Linked DNA regions of Homo sapiens: region 2 is linked to region 1. A link is an interaction called in ENCODE POLR2A ChIA-PET data of the cell type or tissue named here. Cell type or tissue: IMR-90. All regions are shown on one strand. Links, peaks and the distances in the headings refer to the core of each region. The heading gives the core; the rest is flanking DNA.

Region 1 (10,546 bases), core at 2,098-7,097:
CCCTGAATACCTGAGACAGGTCTTAGTTAATATAGAAAGTTTATTTTGCCAAGGTTGAGGACACGCGCCTGTGACACAGCCTCAGGAGGTCCTGACGACATACGCCCAAGGTGGTCAGGGCAGAGTTTAGTTTTATACATTTTAGGGAGACATGAGACATCAATCAACACATTTACATATGAACATTGGTTCAGTCCAGAAAGGTGGGACAACTTGAAGCAAAGGTGGGACAACTCCATGGGGAGGGGGCTTCCAGGTCATAGGTAGATAAGAGACAAATGGTTGCATTCTTTTGAGTTTCTGAGTAGCCTCTTCAAAGCAGGCAATCGGATATGCGTGTATGTCAGTGAGCAGAGGGGTGACTGAATAGAATGGGAAGCAAGTTTCTCCCAAGCAATTCCCAGCTTGACCTTTTCCCTTTAGCTTAGCGATCTGGGGGCCCCAAGATTTATTTTCCTTTCGCAGCCCCTGAACTATGAAACACACGTCTATGAAGATGGAGATGTTCTGAGGCTCCTGGGACCCTTGGTACGTCCTAGCTGGTGCTGGATGGGGTGCAGCTGGAGAATCGCTTGAACCCGGGAGGTGGAGGTTGCAGTGAGCCAAGAGTGCACTCCAGCCTGGGCGACAGAGTGAGACTGCGTCTCAAAAAAAGAAAGAACTACAAAATGTTGTTGAGAGAAGTTAAATAAGGTCTAAGTAAATAGAAAGATATACCTTATTTATGGATTAGAAGAGTCAATAATAAGATGTAAATTCTTGGAAGGAACCTGGGGGAAAAAAAAGATGCAATAAAACTCCCAGCAGTCTTTAAAAAATAAAAGAAAGACCTCTCCCTCTCCCCATCCCCCTCCCCCTCCCCCTCCCCCTCCCCCTCCCTCCTCTCCCTCTCCCTCTCCCTCTCCCTCTCCCTCTCCCTCTCCTTCTCCCTCTCCCTCTCCCCTTTCCACGGTCTCCCTCTGATGCCGAGCCGAAGCTGGACTCTCCCTCTTTCCACGGTCTCCCTCTGATGCCGAGCCGAAGCTGGACTGTACTGCTGCCAACTCGGCTCACTGCAACCTCCCTGCCTGATTCTCCTGCCTCAGCCTGCCGAGTGCCTGCGATTGCAGGCGCGCACCGCCACGCCTGACTGGTTTTCGTATTTTTTTGGTGGAGACGGGGTTTCGCTGTGTTGGCCGGGCTGGTCTCCAGCTCCTGACCGCAAGTGATCCGCCAGCCTCGGCCTCCCGAGGTGCCGGGATTGCAGACGGAGTCTCGTTCACTCAGTGCTCAATGGTGCCCAGGCTGGAGAGCAGTGGCGTGATCTCGGCTCGCTACAACCTCCACATCCCAGCCGCCTGCCTTGGCCTCCCAAAGTGCCGAGATTGCAGCCTCTGCCCGGCCGCCACCCCGTCTGGGAAGTGAGGAGCGTCTCTGCCTGGCCCCCCATCGTCTGGGACGTGAGGAGCCCCTCTGCCTGGCTGCCCAGTCTGGAAAGTGAGGAGCATCTCTGCCCGGCCGCCATCCCATCTAGGAAGTGAGGAGTGCCTCTTCCCGGCCGCCATCCCATCTAGGAAGTGAGGAGCATCTCTGCCTGACCTGCCCATCGTCTGAGTGGGGAGCGCCTCTGCCCCGCTGCCCAGTCTGGGATGTGAGGAGCGCCTCTGCCCGGCCGCGACCCCGTCTGGGAGGTGAGGAGCGTCTCTGCCCGGCCGCCCCGTCTGAGAAGTGAGGAGACCCTCTACCTGGCAACCACCCCGTCTGAGAAGTGAGGAGCCCCTCCGCCCGGCAGCCACCCTGTCTGAGAAGTGAGGAGCCCCTCCGCCCGGCAGCCACCCCATCTGAGAAGTGAGGAGCCCCTCCGCCTGGCAGCCACCCCGTCTGGAAAGTGAGGAGCGTCTCCGCCCGGCAGCCACCCCGTCCGGGAGGGAGGTGGGGGTCAGCCCCCGCCAGGCCAGCCGCCCCTTCCGGGAGGTGAGGGGCGCCTCTGCCCGGCCGCCCCTACTGGGAAGTGAGGAGCCCCTCTGCCCGGCCAGCCGCCCCGTCCGGGAGGGAGGTGGGGGGTCAGCCCCCGACCCGGCCAGCCGCCCCGTCTGGGAGGTGAGGGGCGCCTCTGCCCGGCCGCCCCTACTGGGAAGTGAGGAGCCCCTCTGCCCGGCCACCACCCCGTCTGGGAGGTGTACCCAGCAGCTCATTGAGAACGGGCCATGATGACAATGGTAGTTTTGTGGAATAGAAAGGGGGGAAAGGTGGGGAAAAGATTGGGAGATCGGATGGTTGCCGTGTCTGTGTAGAAAGAAGTAGACATGGGAGACTTTTCATTTTGTTCTGTACTAAGAATTCTTCTGCCTTGGGATCCTGTTGATCTGTGACCTTGCCCCCAACCCTGTGCTCTCTGAAACATGTGCTGTGTCCACTCAGGGTTAAATGGATTAAGGGCGGTGCAAGATGTGCTTTGTTAAACAGATGCTTGAAGGCAGCATGCTCGTTAAGAGTCATCACCACTCCCTAATCTCAAGGACCCAGGGACACAAACACTGCGGAAGGCCACAGGGTCCTCTGCCTAGGAAAACCAGAGACCTTTGTTCACTTGTTTATCTGCTGACCTTCCCTCCACTATTGTCCTATGACCCTGCCAAATCCCCCTCTGTGAGAAACACCCAAGAATGATCAATAAAAAATATATATTAAAAAATAATAATAAAAAAAAGAAAAGAAAGAAATTGACAAACTGATTCTAAAATTTGTTCAGAAATGTAAAGGACCTAAAATAGCCAAAACAATTTTAGAAAAGAGCAAAGCTGGATAACTAACAACCTGATTTCAAGATTTTGTTTTTTTGTGTTTTGTTTTTTGTTTTTGAGATGGAGTTTCACTCTATCGCCAGGCTGGAGTGCAGTGGCGCGATCTCACCTCACTGCAACCTCCAACTCCCTGGTTCAAGCCATTCTCCTGCCTCAGCCTCCCGAGTAGCTGGGACTACAGGCACGCACCACCACACCCAGCTAATTTTTGTATTTTTAGTAGAGACGGGGTTTGACCATTTTGGCCAGGACGGTCTCGATCTCCTGACCTCGTGATCTACCCACCTCAGCCTCCTGAAGTGTTGGGATTACAGGCATGAGCCACTGTGCCCAACGTCAAGATGTTCTATATAGCTACGGTAATCAAGACAGAATGGTATTGGCATCAAGATAAACAGATAAATAACGAGAATAGAGTCTAGAAGTCTTACACATGTACAGACCACTGCAACAAAGTTACAAAGGCAATTCAGTGGAGAAGGATAGTCATCATCATTATCATTATTAATATTTTAGAGACAGGGTCCCACTCTGTTGCCCAGGTTGGAGTGCAGTGGTGCGATCCTAGCTCACTGCAGCCTCCGCCTCCTGGGCTCAAGTGATTCCCTCACCTCAGCCTCCTGAGTAGCTGGGACTACTGGCACACGCCACCACACCCAGCTAACAGTATACTTTTTGATGCTTAAATTTCCCAGTCTTTGGCCAGTGGAAGCCTCTTCAAACTTGTTCCAATGTCATTAACATTCTGATGTTTTGATGTTTCAGGTAACAACTTTATTGCTTTCTGGTACAGCAAGGTGTTTGTGGCTCATCCTCTACATGTCCTGCCCCAGACTGGAATTAATCATTTCTTCAAAGGGTTTTGTAACCTTTGAGTGGGAAATGGTATTTAGAAAACACTAGGTGGGCACCTCAGGCATTAATTTTTTTTTTTTTTTTTTTGAGACGGGGTCTTGCTCAGTAGCCCAGGCTGGAGTACAGTGGTGCGATGTCGGCCCATTGCAACCTCCACCTCCCAGGTTCAGGTAATTTTCCCACCTCAGCCTCCTGAGTAGCTGGGATTATAGGCACACATCACCATGCCCAGCTAATTTTTGCATTTTTTTGAGTAGAGACGGGGTTTCACCATGTTGGCCAGACTGGTCTCGAACTCCTGACCTCAGGTGATCCACCCTCCTTGTCCTCTCAAAGTGCTGGGATTATAGGCGTGAGCCACTGCACCTAGCCTGATTATTTCTTATAAACCTCTTTAGTCAAGAAAACTAGGAAATACAGTTTCTGTTTGAAAAAGAAAACGCACTGTAGTCTTACTGTCTTACTGATATTTCTTTTTTTTTTTTTTTTTTTGAGACAGAGTCTTGCTCTGTCGCCCAGGCTGGAGTGCAGTGGCGCGATCTCGGCTCACTGCAAGCTCCGCCTCCCAGGTTCACGCCATTCTCGTGCCTTAGCCTCCCGAGTAGCTGGGATTACAGGCACCCACCACCTCGCCCAGCTAATTTTTTGTATTTTTAGTACAGATGGGGTTTCACCGTGTTAGCCAGGATGGTCTCCATCTCCTGACCTCGTGATTTGCCCACCTCAGCCTCCCAGAGTGCTGGGATTACAGGCTTGAGCCACGGCGCCTGGCCTCTTACTGAAATTTCTAATTTAAATTTAAAATAATGTTTTTACTTAATCTCTTTGATTTTAGATCTATGTATTTTTTCTTTCACCAAAAATCTTGGTTCCAATGCATAACATATTTACTCTTTTTTGCTGTCTCCATATATACACAGTAGTCCCTTATAATTCTTGGTTTCACTTTCCATGGTTACAGTTACTTGTGGTCAACCACAGTCTGAAAATATTAAATGGAAAATTCCAGAAATAAACAATTCATAAGTTTTGAATTGAGGAGCGTGATGAAATCTTGCATCCTCCCGTTCCATCCTGTATGGGATGTGAGTCGCCCCTTTGTCCAGCGTCTCCATGCTGTATACACTCCCCACCCATCAGTCACTTTGCAGTTGATCTGATAACTCTGCAGTTAACAGATCAATTGTTGCGGTTCTCAGTGCTTTTGTTCAGGTTCCCCTTATTTTACTTAATATTGGTCTCAAAGCTTAGAGTAGTGATGCTGGCAGCTCAGATACGCCAAAGAGAAGCCATACATTCCTTTCTTTAAGTGTAAAGGTGAACGTTCTTGATTTAATAAGGAAAGAAAAAAATTGTATGCTGAGGTTGCTAAGATCTATGATAGAAACAAATCTATCCATGAAACTGTCAAGAAGGAAAACGAAATTTGTGCCAGTTTTGCTGTCACACCCCAAACTGCAAAAGTTACACCGCAGTATGTGTTAAGTGCTTAGTTCAGATGGAAAAGGCATTACATTTGTGGGTGGGAGAGATGAACAGAAACAAGCTTCAAGTGACAGCATTCAGATTTGGTACTATTCGTGGTTTCAGGACCCACTGGGAGTATATATTTAAGTGCATGCCTGTGTGTGTGTGTGTGTGTGTGTGTGTGTGTGTGTGTGTGTGTGTGTGTAGCAATATCAGGCTGGGCGCAGTGGCTCACGCCTGTAAATCCCAGCACTCTGGGAGGCTGAGGCAGGCAGATCACTTGAGGTCAGGAGTTCGAGACCAGCCTGGCCAACATGGTGAAACGCTGTCTCTACTAAAAACTAGCCGGGCATGGTGGCGTGCGCCTGTAGTCCTAGCTACCTGGGAGGCTGAGGTGGGAGAATCACTTGAACCCGGGAGGTGGAGGTTGCAGTAAGCTGAGATCACACCATTGCACTCCAGCCTGGGCAACAGAGCAAGACCCTGTCTCAAAAAAGAAACAAAAAACAAAACAAAACAAAAATAAATAAAATCACAATATCAATATTATTACTGACACTAGGATTATTTAAAACCATTTCAGATTTCTTTGCTTTTCTTTTTGTTCTCAGGATATAACCTATAAGGAGTATATAGGTCAGACGTGGTGCCTCATGCCTGTAACCCCAGCACTTTGAGAGGCCGAGGCAGGCAGATCACCTGAAGTCAAGAGTTCAAGACCAGCCTGGCCAACATGGTGAAACCCTGTCCCTACAAAAATACTAAAGTTAGCTGGGCATGATGACAGGCGCCTGTAATCCCAGCTACTCGGGAGGCTGAGGTGGGAGAATCGCTTGAACCTGGGAGACGGAGGTTGCAGTGAGCCAAGATCACACCATTGCACTCCAGCCTGGGTGACAGCACGAGACTCCGTCTCAAAAAAAAAAGGAATACATAGACATTACCGTATGGCTTTTTGTTTTTGTTTTTTATTTTTTGAGATGGAGTCTCATTCTGTTGCGCAGGCTGGAGTGCAATGGCGCAATCTTGGCTCACTGCAACCTCCGCTTCCCGGGTTCAAGTAATTCTCTTGCCTCAGCCTCCCGAGTAGCTGGGATTACAGGCATGTGCCACCACACCTGGCTAATTTTCTCATTTTAGTAGAGACGGGGTGTCACCATGTTGGCCAGGCTGGTCTCAAACTCCTGACCTCAGGTGATTTGCCTGCCTTGGCCTCCCAAAGTGCTGGGGTTACAGCCGTGAGCCACCGCGCCCGGCCACATTACTGTGTTTTAAGTTCACTTGAATTTGTTATTTTTGGCTGGGCTCGGTGGCTCACGCTTGTAATCCCAGTACTTTGGCACTTGGAAAGGCTGAGGCAGGCGGATCACCTGAGGTCAGGAGTTCGAAACCAGCCTGGCCAACATGGTGAAATCCTGTCTCTACTAAAAATACAAAAATTAGCCAGGCATGGTGGTGGTGCGCACCTGTAATCCCAGCTACTTGGGAGGCTGAGGCAGGAGAATCTCTTGAACTCAGGAGGCAGATTTCAGTGAGCTGAGATCATGCCACTGCACTCTAGCCTGGGTGACAGAATGAGTGAGACTCCATTCAAAAAAAAAAAATTCCTTATTTTCTCTGTGGTTGGGTCACTAATTTGATATTTAATATCGTAGAGAATATAGCCTGACTGAAAGCTCACATGCTTATACTTTACTGGGGAGAGTGATTTCAGGGAATCAGGCCTGAGGGAACAGGAAAGTGAGGCAAGGAAAACGAGAGGGCTAATTCGAGGGGCTGCCTACTGCTTGGTGCTAAGTGTGTTGGTCAATCCCATGGTCTATTCCCAGAGAGCCAACATGAACGACTGCAACACGAGACAGCTCACCACACAGCAGGAGATGACAAGATGTTATCCGGTGGCTCCTGTCAACAAATCAACTCAAATAAATGAGTCAGGCATGGTGGTATTTGCCTGTGGTCTCAGCTACTTGTGAAGCTGAGGTCGGAGGATTACTTGAGCCCACGAGTTTAAGACCAACACCGGCAACTTAGGGAGACCCTGCCTGTATACAAAATACAAATAAAAAAAATTAAGAGGGCATGGTGGCACACACCTGTGGTCCCAACTATTTGGGAGGCTGAAGTGGGAGGACTGCTTGAGTCCCTGAGGTCAGGACTACAGTAAGCCGTGATCACACCATGCACTCCAGCCTAAGAGACAGAATGAGACCCTCTCTCTCTCTCTTTTTTTTTTTTTTTCTGTGAGACAGAGTTTTATTCCTGTCACCCAGGCTGGAGTGCAGTGGCGCAATCACGGCTCACTGCAGCCTTGACCTCTGGGGCTCAAGCGAATCCTCCTGCCTTGGCCTCCTGAGTAGCTGAGACTGTTAATGGTGGAGGAGTTCCAGGTTTTTGGCATCTTGAACAAAGAATTGGACAAAATACACAAAGAAACAAGGAAAGAATGAAGGGATTTACTGAAAATGAAAGTACACTCCACAGTGTGGGAGCAGGCCCAAGTACAGAGGCTCAAGGACCCCATTACAGAATTTTTGGGAGTTTAACTATCCCCTAGAGGATTCCATTGGTTACTTCGGGTACACCCTATGAAAATGGAGAGAATGAAGTAAAGTTACAAAGTTATTTACAACATATGCCCTATGGAGAGGATATTTCCTGTTATAGCTGAAGTGTAAATCGGCCTTATGTTCCCTGCCTCCAGACCCTATTTTCCTGCCCCAGGACTATCAGCATGTGCCACTGTGCCCAGCTAATGTTTGTATTTTTTGTAGAGAGGAGGTTTCACCATGTTGCCCAGGCTGGTCTTGAACTCCCAGCCTCAAGGAATCCACCCTCCTCAGCCTCCCAAAGTGTTGGGATTATAGGCATGAGCCACTGTGCCCAGCTGAGATACTATCTAAAATAAATAAATAAATATATAAATTCCACTGACAAAGATTGTCTTTTTTTTTTTGAAACGGAATCTCTCTCTGTTGCCCAGGCTGGAGTGCAGTGGCGTGATCTTGGCTCACTGCAACCTCCACCTCCTGCGTTCAAGCGATTCTCCTGCCTCAGCCTCCCGAGTATTTGGGACTACAGGCACCCACCACCACATCCGGCTGATTTTTGTGTTTTTATTAGAGATGGAGTTTCATCATGTTGGCCAGACTGGTCTCAAACTCCTGACCTCGGGTGATCTGCCCGCCTCGGCCTGCCAAAGTGCTGGGATTACAGGCGTGAGCCACCACGCCCGGCCAAGGATTGTCTTTTTTAAAAAAGAGAGACTTCATTCCAGTGAACAGTTTGCAAACCAGAGAGATGCATCCTTCAGTGAAAACAAAGGTGCCTTCTGAGAGAACAAAGAGAGGGGTTGTCTTTTACAAAGAAAGCTCTGCCCATGTTCTCACTATGGTCCACTTATGCAAACGAGGGATGCAATCTTTGACTGATGCTTGTTGTATTCTGATTTGTCGATACAGGTCATAGTCTACTGATTAGGTCTGTGTCTTGGTCTGTTTGTGTTGCTCTAAAGGAATGCCCAAGACTGCATAATTTATAAAGAACAGAGGGTTATTAGGCTCACGGTTCTGCAGGCTGTACAAGAAGCATGGCACCAGCATCTGCCTCTGATGAGGGCCTCAGGAAGTTTCCACTTATGACAAAAGGTGAAGGGGAACAGGCTTGTGCAGATAACATGGAGAGAGAAGAGGCAAGAGAGAGGGGAGGAGGTGCCATGCTCTTTTCAACAATCAGTTATCTTGAGAGCTAAGAGTGAGACCTGCCTCCCTCCCACAAGAACAGCATCAAGTTATTAATGAGGGATCCACCCCTATCACCCAAGCACCTCCCACATGGCCCCACCTCCAACATAGGGGATCAAACTTCAACATGAGACTTGGCGGAGCCAAACAAACCATATTCAAACAATAGTAGTTCAGGAGGCGAAATGGGATTTTCCAACAGTCGTTATTTCTGGCAGGATGAACAAGAACAGACAGCTATGAAAGTCCCAACATTACATGAGCATGTGGGTTCCTGGGAATGCAGGATACGTGGGTGACCTAGAGTCAGTGAATGGCCGCTTGGCTGTATTTTGAATTCAGGCCCACTTAGCCACTCAGGATCCATCTTGAAGGACTGGCTCTTTCAGGGTTCACACTCCCATCTCTTAATGGCCAAAAATTTGCCCCACGGGCCATTACTTCCCCTGCACTTCTGGGTCACATGTGGGTAGGCGCTGCGCTGGTCCATGGTGTCTCCTGCTCCAGTAGCAATAGAAAAGCTCCAGGGCGGGAGTCAAAGCCTGTAGTGCACATGCAAGTGACATGCTGTTGCACTGGGTCTGTGCAAGCTGGTCACCACGGAGGTGGCCAGACAGAATCCATCCAAGTAGAACTGATCAGCACAGAAGTGGCTGGGGGTGCAACAAGTGACCAAGGGCCTTGGAGATAGGTAAGACTGCAAAGATCTCAGGTGAAATGTAAGAGATGTTGGATGCAGTCCCTCCCTTGCACTGCTCACTCCCTCCCGTTATATCCAGTCCTACAGTTCTCCACGACTGTAGGAACAAAATGCCCTCATTCCTTCCAAGAGGGACGGTAGGAGTCCAAACATTCATAAAAATCCCTTTTCATTTAGTAGCCAGCAACAATCTACAAAGACTTAAGGTGAGCTAGCTGGTGAAACAAACTAAGCTCTCTGCAGCTGCAACTGGTCCCAAGGCTGTAAGTGATAATCGTCATCTCCTTCCTCCATTACTCATTCGGCATTTCCCTCACCCTTGGCTAGTACTTTGGTTGGCCTGATGCTTTTCCAGCCTGGGCAATCCAGACTTTTATTTTGGAAGGGTCTCAGCCTTTAATTACCTTCCCTTGTCAGGCTGTGGTTGTGGCAATTGCTTGTTTTCCGTTATCACTGGGTGTGGAAGTGACAAAAGATGTCCCAGTAAGTCCCCTGAGCTCCAGACACACTCCTGACTCTGTGGTGTATAACAGCAACCCTGGCCCCTCATTGTAAACAGGGGGATTACCCTGCTGGTCTGACAACTCCTCCACTCGCAGGTTTACGGCATGAGGTGTCCAAAGTGTCCAGGTGGTCATCGCAGCAAGCAGTTCAATGGAAACTACACTGTCTCCTGGGAAACATGCCCTCCCAACCAGGCAGAGGCTAAGATTGTAGGGACAATTTAAATGCAAATGGGTTATTTAAACCATCTGTAAGTAGGTCTGTTGCTTTTCCTCCCTTTCCCATTCTGCCAGCTCAGGTGTTATTTAAACTTGTTCACAGTTCACAAATCACGCAATTTTTTACAAACAGATTTTTTTTTTTTTAGAGTCTCGCTCTGTTGCCCAGGCTGGAGTGCAGTGGCGCGATCTTGGCTCACTGCAAGCTCAGCCTCTGATTTACTTTGCTTATTATTTTTTATAGACACAGAGGTCTCACTGTGTTGCCAAGGCTGG
Region 2 (7,660 bases), core at 2,422-7,421, 130 kb after region 1:
ACATGACGTCAGTGATCCTGCCTGAGGACCTGCCTGTGGGTGAGTCCCGGTCCCTGTGTCTGCCCCATGTCAGGTCCTGACCCACAGGAAAGTCCTGGGGTGCCCTCTGGAGCCCCCACCATGCCTGCAACTCCATGGCTTATTGTGGGACAAAGAGGGACTGAAGGGAGCTCCTTTGATTCCAGAAGTTTGTTTTCTTCTCTTCAGCTTCTGGGTCAAGAGCAGTGTCCTCAAAGGTGTGAGACGCACCTCCAGGGGCCCTCACACCAGCGCCAAATCATCCGGCCTCCCCCATTGCCCATCGCTTTCAGTCTCTGACTGGAGGATCCCCTTGGGCCACGCTTCCTCCTCCTTCCTCACACTGGCTAATCTCTCCCACTCCCACGCTGGCTTTTTTTTTTTTTAAAGGGAGAGCAGGTGTCAGGCTCAGACCCTTTCACAGAAGCTAATGACTCACTTTGCTTTGTTTTTATTTGTAAAGTTACTTTCTGTCTATGGCAGGTGAGATGGGTTTTGAGATGTAAAGTTTGCTTTTAAAGTAAATGTCTTTACATGAGATGGAAAGTCAATTTAAGGAATGAGCACCAGGAACAGAACACAGACATAGCAATGGTCACGGCAAAAGTCACAGCAAAGGTCATGGCAGCGGTGCAGGAACGAATGAAGTTTGGGAAACATTATTTTGGAAGGAGCCAGGGGGCCTAGATACCACATTCCCAGAAGGCAGGATATAGATCGGGGAAGTAGAAACCATAGGTGGCCGGGTTGGTTGGGACCCCAAATAACAGAGATGCAAACAAGGCGGAGGTGAATTACCGCCCCTCGTGGCCGCCCAGGAGCCCGGACGGAGCTGTGGGGGCATGTCCCATCAGGCTGCCCTCCCTGCAGGGCTTGAGGGGGCGGGGGTCACGCAGCCTTCTTCCCGCTCAGTGGCCCGACTTCCCTAAGGCACAGGTCCCACCCACATGGGCCAGGATGGCTCAGACGAGAAACCATTCCAGTCACAGAAGGAGGAAGGGGACAAGAGGGCTTCTTCCTTTCTGGATTTTACACACATTGCTTCTGCTTTTGTCTCTTTGGCCAAAACTAAGCCACAGACCCACGCCTAGCTGCAAGGGAACCTGGCAAATGTGGCCTTCATTCTGGTTGGCCGTGTGCCTAGCTCAAAATCTGGGGCTCCATTGTTCTCAGAAAAGGGGGACAAGTGGATATTGGGGGACAAGCCACAGCCTTTGTTGCAGTGCAAAATGGAATCCAGGAATGTCGAAAGCTGCCAGATGAAACAAGAGACACCAAGGGGTATTGACAAATACAAAACCTGTGCAAGCAATCCCCTGATCAAGAGAAAGTATTTCCATCACCCCAGAAAGTTCCCTGTGTCCAGTTCTAGTCAATCTCTGCTCCCTAAAGGCAAGTGCTATTCTCATGTCTATCCCATGGAGGCTGGAGAGGGAGGAGTGCACAGGACTTTTTTTTTTTTTTGAGACAGGGTCTGGCTCTGTCCCCCAGGCTGGAGTGTAGTGGTGCGATCATGCTCACTTCAGCCTCGACCTCCTGGGCTCAACTGATCCTCCCACCTCAGCCTCCCAGGTGGCTGGGACTACAGGCATGTGCCACCATGCCTAGCTAATATTTTATTTTTTAAAGTAGAGACAGGGTTTTGCTACATTGCTGAGGCTGGTCTCAAACTCCTGGGCTCAAGCAGTTCTCCCATCTCGGCTTCCCAAAGTGCTGGGATTACAGGCATGAGCCACTGTGCACCACTACACCTGGCTAATTTTTTATTTTTATATTTATTTATTTTTGAGATGGAGTCTCGCTCTGTCACCCAGGCTGGAGTGCAGTGGTGCGATCTCAGCTCACTGCAACCTTCACCTCCCGGGTTCAAGCAATTCTCCTGCCTCAGCCTCCCCAGTAGCTGGGATTATAGGCACGTGCCACCAGGCCTGGTTAATTTTTTGTATTTTTAGTAGAGACGGGGTTTCACCATGTCGGCCAAGCTGGTTTCGAGCTCCTGATCTCAAGTGATCCGCCCACCTCCACCTCTCAAAGTGCTGGGATTACAGGCATGAGCCACCTCGCCTGGCCTAATTTTTAAATTTTTTTGTATAGATGGGGGTCTCGCTATGTGCCTAGGCAGCTCTCAAATTCCTAGGCTCAAGCCATCCCCCATCTCAGCCTCCCGGAGTGCGGGGATTACAGATGTAAACCACCATACCTGGCCTTCTGCTTTTAAAAGAAATGCAACTTTCTTGTGGGCCACGAAAGTATCAGGGGACGTAGGCTCCCATGCCAGTGGCTGAAGCCCTCAGAGCCCTGTGGCGGAGCTCCAGGGAAACGCATCTTCATGAAAAGAAGAAAGTCCTTGCTAATGAATATCGGGGCCAGTGGAGGTGTCGGAGCAGAGGCTGGATGGGTAAAGGAGGTGGGGGCTCAGGGATAGGGTGGGTTTGATGAATCTGTAAAAAGTTCCTTTCAGGCTAGGGAGTGGGCGACCAGCCTGCTGCTGTGCCCAGGCATGCAGTACAAGAGTTAGGGCTCTCAGGAGGCCAGCAGCAGACTGGACACAGCTTTGGCTCACTTGAGCAGAAAGGGGGTGTCCTGGAAGGCTCTCCAAAGCTCTAGTCTGCACCCAGATGCTGCAGCTGGAAAGGTTCACACCAGCCACGTCTAGTCTTGTGTCACGGAAACTCGGTATTCTGGAGAGGGCAGGGCCACAGGCTTGGCAAGGGGAGGGGTAGATGCCTGGGTACAGCCCCCGCCCCCTGCACTGTGTCCAGTGCCCATCGAGTCAGTGGGCACAAGGGAAATCAGGATGCTGCTGACTTGGCTGATGGTTGGGGAGGTCCCAGATGGCAAGTCAAGCCTGTGTACAGGGCAGCCAGGCGCCCAGCCCAGCCTCACAGCCAGCTTGGCCAGACCAGCACTGAAAGGGTGGCTGTGGACCCTGGGTGGCCCCTGTCCCATCCCCAGGTGCCCAGGCCTTCTGGTTGGTAGCGGAAGACCAGGACAATGACCCTCTGACCTATGGGATGAGCGGCCCCAATGCCTACTTCTTCGCTGTCACTCCGAAAACTGGGGAAGTGAAGCTGGCCAGCGCTCTGGACTACGAGGTAAAGAGCATCAGCCGGAGAGGGCACGGGACGCGGAGGGGGTGCTGGGAGGGCCCTGGGAGCCCGCGTCCTGGTGGCGGCACCCCCTGTGCTCCCACCCAGCGGGGGCTCACCACCGGCCCCTTCTCTCTGGCTGCTGCAGACACTCTACACATTCAAAGTCACCATCTCCGTGAGCGACCCCTACATCCAGGTGAGTTGGGAGGTGCAGGGGGGTAGACAGGGATTGCGAGAGTCCATTCCTGATTGTGTCCCCACCTCCGGCAAGCGGACGGTGCCCCAGTTAACAGTGAATTTAATGTTTATTTATATCGAGATTATACTAGTTCATTTCTTTGTCATATGACATTACCAAGATTTTAGTATTTTTAAAATTTATTTAAATTACATAAATATATTATTTATATCATATGAGGGCTTTTTTGTTTACATATAAATATATTGGTTATATTTTAATTGTAAATTAAATGTTTTTTTTTTTTTTGAGACGGAGTCTCGCTCTGTCGCCCAGGCTGGAGTGCAGTGGCGCGATCTCGGCTCACTGCAAGCTCCGCCTCCTGGGTTGACGCCATTCTCCTGCCTCAGCCTCCCGAGTAGCTGGGACTACAGGCGCCAGCCACCACGCCCGGCTAATTTTTGTATTTTTAGTAGAGACGGGGTTTCACTGTGTTAGCCAGGATGGTCTTGATCTCCTGACCTTGTGATCCGCCCGCCTCGGCTTCCCAGAGTGCTGGGATTACAGGCGTGAGCCACCACGCCCGGCCTAAATGTATTATTAATGTATATAAATATTGATTAGAAAAGTGCCAAATACCTCTCCACCCCAGGGCTCCAGAGGCAAAATCACTCTCAACTGCTTTGGCTGAATATGTTGCAACTACACTCTTATTTCCCACTTTGGGAGGCCGAGGTGGGCAGATCACCTGAGGTCAGGGGTTCAAGACCACCCTGGCCAACATGGAGAAACCCCCATCTCTACTAAAAATACAAAAATTAGCTGGGCATGGTGGTACACGCTTGTAATTCCAACTACTCAGGAGGCTGAGGCACAAGAATCGCTTGAACCCGGGAGGTGGAGGTTGTATTGAGCCGAGATTGCACCACCTCACTCCAGCCTGAGTGATAGCACGAGACTCCGTCTCAAAAAAAAAAAAATTACAGATAAAACGAAAGTCCCCTTGGAAAATCCTTTCCAGCTCACTCCCACTGAAGTGTTGACCGTTACTGTATGCTTTGACACTTCTCAGCGCTGAGGTACATGCCTCCATGTACTTCTTGGTGCATTTTTTGAAACCCAGTGGAATCCAGCTGTCTATATTGTCTTGAAAGCTGCCTTGCCCACTCAGCGATTGAGCTTAGAGCTCTCTCTGGGTCTTACAAATCCCCAATTTTTGTAACGTCTATATCTATGGTGGGAACTGCCCTTAAGCTGGTTCCCTCTGGTGTCCACATAGTTGTTCACAGCTTTATACTATGGCAAACAAAGCGAACGTGCACATTCCCGTGATAGGACAGGCACTTTTTTCCAACTTTTTATTTTATCTTTTTGAGTTAGGATCTTACTCTTGCCCAGGCTGGAGTGCAGTGGTGCAATCACAGCTCACATCAGCCTCCACCTCCTGGACTCAAGCAATCCTCTTAACTCAGCCTCCAGCGTAGCTGGGACTACAGGCGCTCACCAACCATACTCAGCTAATTTTAAAATTTTTTGTAGAGACAGAGTCTCACCATATTGCCCAGGCTGGTCTTGAACTCCTGGGCTCAAGCGATCCTCCCATCTTGGCCTCCCAAAGTACACAGGCATGAGCCACTGCGCCTGGCTGGCTGGCATATTTTATATTTAAAAAATTAACTGCTGGCGTGGTGGTGCACGCCTGTAATCCCAGCACTTTGGGACGCCAAGGCGGGCAGATCACCTGAGGTCGGGAGTTCAAGAGCAGCCTGACCAACATGGTAAAACCCCATCTTTACTAAATACCAAAAACTAACTGGGTGTGGTGGTGCATGTCTGTAATCCCAGCTACTCAGGAGGCTGAGGCAGGAGAATTGCTTGAACCTGGGAGGCGGAGGTTGCATTGAGATGAGATCACGCCATTGTACTCCAGCCTGGGTAACAAGAATGAAACTCTGTCTAAAAAAAAAAAAAAATTAACTAATGATGCCTGCAACTTACTTTCAAATGGTTCAGAAAACAACATATGGAGAGAACCTGGTCTCTACAAAAAAAAAAAAAAAAAAAAAAAAAAAAAAAGCCCCCAAAAACATATGGAGAGAAAGAGAGACCAAACAGTAGGTTGATCTGGATGAAGGACACCAGCTCTTTGTACGATACTTGCAACTTTTCTGGTGTTTTAAATCCTATTTTCTGGGGTCCCCTGGGCTTTCTCACTTGCAGGTGCAGAGGGAGATGCTGGTGATTGTGGAAGATAGAAACGACAACGCACCCGTTTTCCAGAACACCGCTTTCTCCACCAGCATCAACGAGGTGACACCTGCCTTAATGTGGTTGTGGGGCAGGGGGCATCCCAAAGTGCTTCTCAGAGTAGGAAGAGCCAGAGACAGTCAGTGGGGCATTCAGAGTTGGGAAAAACCTCTCCTAGCAGGGGCAGCTTCAAGAACCAAAGCCAGGGGGATGTAACCCCACAAACTGGTTACAGCAATATTTTGCAATCAGTCAGGTTAGGAATTCTTTCAGTGATGAAAGCAAAAAAAAAAAAGGGAGTTGATTTTTTTTGTGTAGACGGAGTCTCACTCTGTTGCCCAGGCTGGAGTGCAGTGGCACGATCTCGGCTCACTGCAAGCTCCGCCTCCTGGGTTCACACCATTCTCCTGCCTCAGCCTCCCAAGTAGCTGGGACTACAGGCGCCCGCCACCTCGCCCGCCTAATTTTTTGCATTTTTAGTAGAGACGGGGTTTCACCGTGTTAGCCAGGATGGTCTCGATTTCCTGACCTCGTGATCCGCACGCCTCGGCCTCCCAAAGTGCTGGGATTACAGGCGTGAGCCACTGCGCCCAGCCTCGTGTATCTAAAAAATTTAGAGGTACCTCAGACTTCAGGCATGGCTAGATCCAGGTACTCAAATCATATCTTGATTTGATTTGAGCCAAATCATATCGTGAAATTTGATTTGAAATCATATCTTCAGGCATGGCTGGATCCAGGTACTCAAATCACATCAAGATATGATTTGAGTTTCTCTCCTCCTCTCAGCTCTGCTTCTCTTATTGCCTCCATCCTGGGGGAAGAGAGGCAAGTCTCTCATGTGGTGATAAAAGTACAGGCTCGCCGGGTGCCGTGGCTCACTCCTGTAATACCAGCACTTTGGGAGGCTGAGGTGGGCGGATCACCTGAGGTCGGGAGTTGGAGACCAGCCTGACCAACATGGAGAAACCCCGTCTCTACTGAAAAAAAAAAAAAAAATTAGCCGAGTGTGGTGGCACATGCCTGTAATCCCAGCTACTCAGGAGGCTGAGGCAGGAGAATTGCTTGAACCTGGGAGGCAGAGGTTGCAGTGAGCCGAGATTGCACCATTGCACTCCAGCCTGGGCAACAAGAACAAAACTCCATCTCAAAAATAAATAAATAAATAAATAAATAATAAAAAAATTAAAAAATTAAAAAGTACAGGCTCACATTGAGGAGACCGTCTCTTTCTCAATCTTTCCAGCCCAAAGCCCAGGGCTGACTTTCATTGGCTCATTTTAGGTCATGTGCTATCCTTGAGCTAATTTAGGGGTATGGAAGGCTCTCATGGGTTGGGTCTGCATCGTGGGCCTTCCCCGCAGCAAGGGGGAGGAGTGGGGACAGTTCCACTTAAGCTACATGGGTGGAAAGGAGATTCCCTGATGGTCACTGGGCAGCAAATACCACCACTCCTGAACTTCCGTTGCCATGTGCCTGCAAAGACCTTCCAGGTGGGGGGCCCCATGCCAGGCCAGACACGTGTGGTCTGGACAGCCATGTGAGAGGCTCTGATGCAATGCCTCAGCACCCGGCACTGTCTAGGTGCTAAGGTTACCTGGGGAGCAAGACAGACCTGGTTGCTACTCTCAGCAGCTCACCTTCTAGGGAAGGCCACAGACAGGAACCAATGAAACAAAATAAGCAGAATGGATTTCAGATGGCGGTGAGCCCCACAATGAGCACGAGACAAGGCAAAGTCAAGGAAGTGACTGCAGCGGGCACTGCTTTAGGTTGAAGGGTCAGGAAAGGCCTCTCTGAGTTGAGGGCATCTGAACAGAGAGACCTGAATGGCAAGAAGGAGCTGGCAGGGGATGCTCCAGGAAGGGGTGCTCCAGGCAGGGGGAACAACAGGTGCAAAGCCCTGAGGCAGGAACAAGCTCAGCCAGTGTGGCTGGAGGGGGAGGGTGAGGAGGAGGTCAGGTCAGAGAGGCGAGTGGCAGCCCAGGCTCGAAGGAGTCTGGACTGTGATCTGGGCAGAATGGGGGGACTCTTGGGGGATTTGAAGGAGAAGAGTTATGTGGTCTGATTCATGATTTTCAAAGATCTCTGTGGCCACCATTAGGAAGTATAGGTCGTGGCTGGG

The links. Peaks named below come from ENCODE experiments on the same cell type or tissue, not always from the same donor. Only the 100,000 strongest peaks of a DNase experiment are listed, where the experiment ranks them.
Region 2: POLR2A ChIA-PET joins it to region 1 with 15 read pairs; 4 of 35 experiments call an interaction of 5 or more read pairs at or near these places.

The regions. Positions count from the first base shown.
Region 1 is chr5:176,432,156-176,442,701 of GRCh38, forward strand. No RefSeq gene overlaps it. Among named protein-coding and RNA genes, the nearest start is that of FAF2, 11 kb to the right of the region's middle. RefSeq lists an enhancer at 2,007-2,753. In IMR-90, for the core only: no CTCF peak of the experiment used is centred there; DNase peaks (open chromatin) are centred at 4,696 and 7,006; H3K27ac peaks cover 195 bases.
Region 2 is chr5:176,565,705-176,573,364 of GRCh38, forward strand. It overlaps CDHR2 (cadherin related family member 2), which reads left to right. Exons shown (of 32, transcript NM_017675.6): 3 at 1-39; 4 at 2,974-3,113; 5 at 3,256-3,306; 6 at 5,509-5,598. Among named protein-coding and RNA genes, the nearest start is that of CDHR2, 20 kb to the left of the region's middle. RefSeq lists an enhancer at 412-1,377. In IMR-90, for the core only: a CTCF peak has its summit at 4,575 (motif pointing left); no DNase peak of the experiment used is centred there; H3K27me3 peaks cover 868 bases.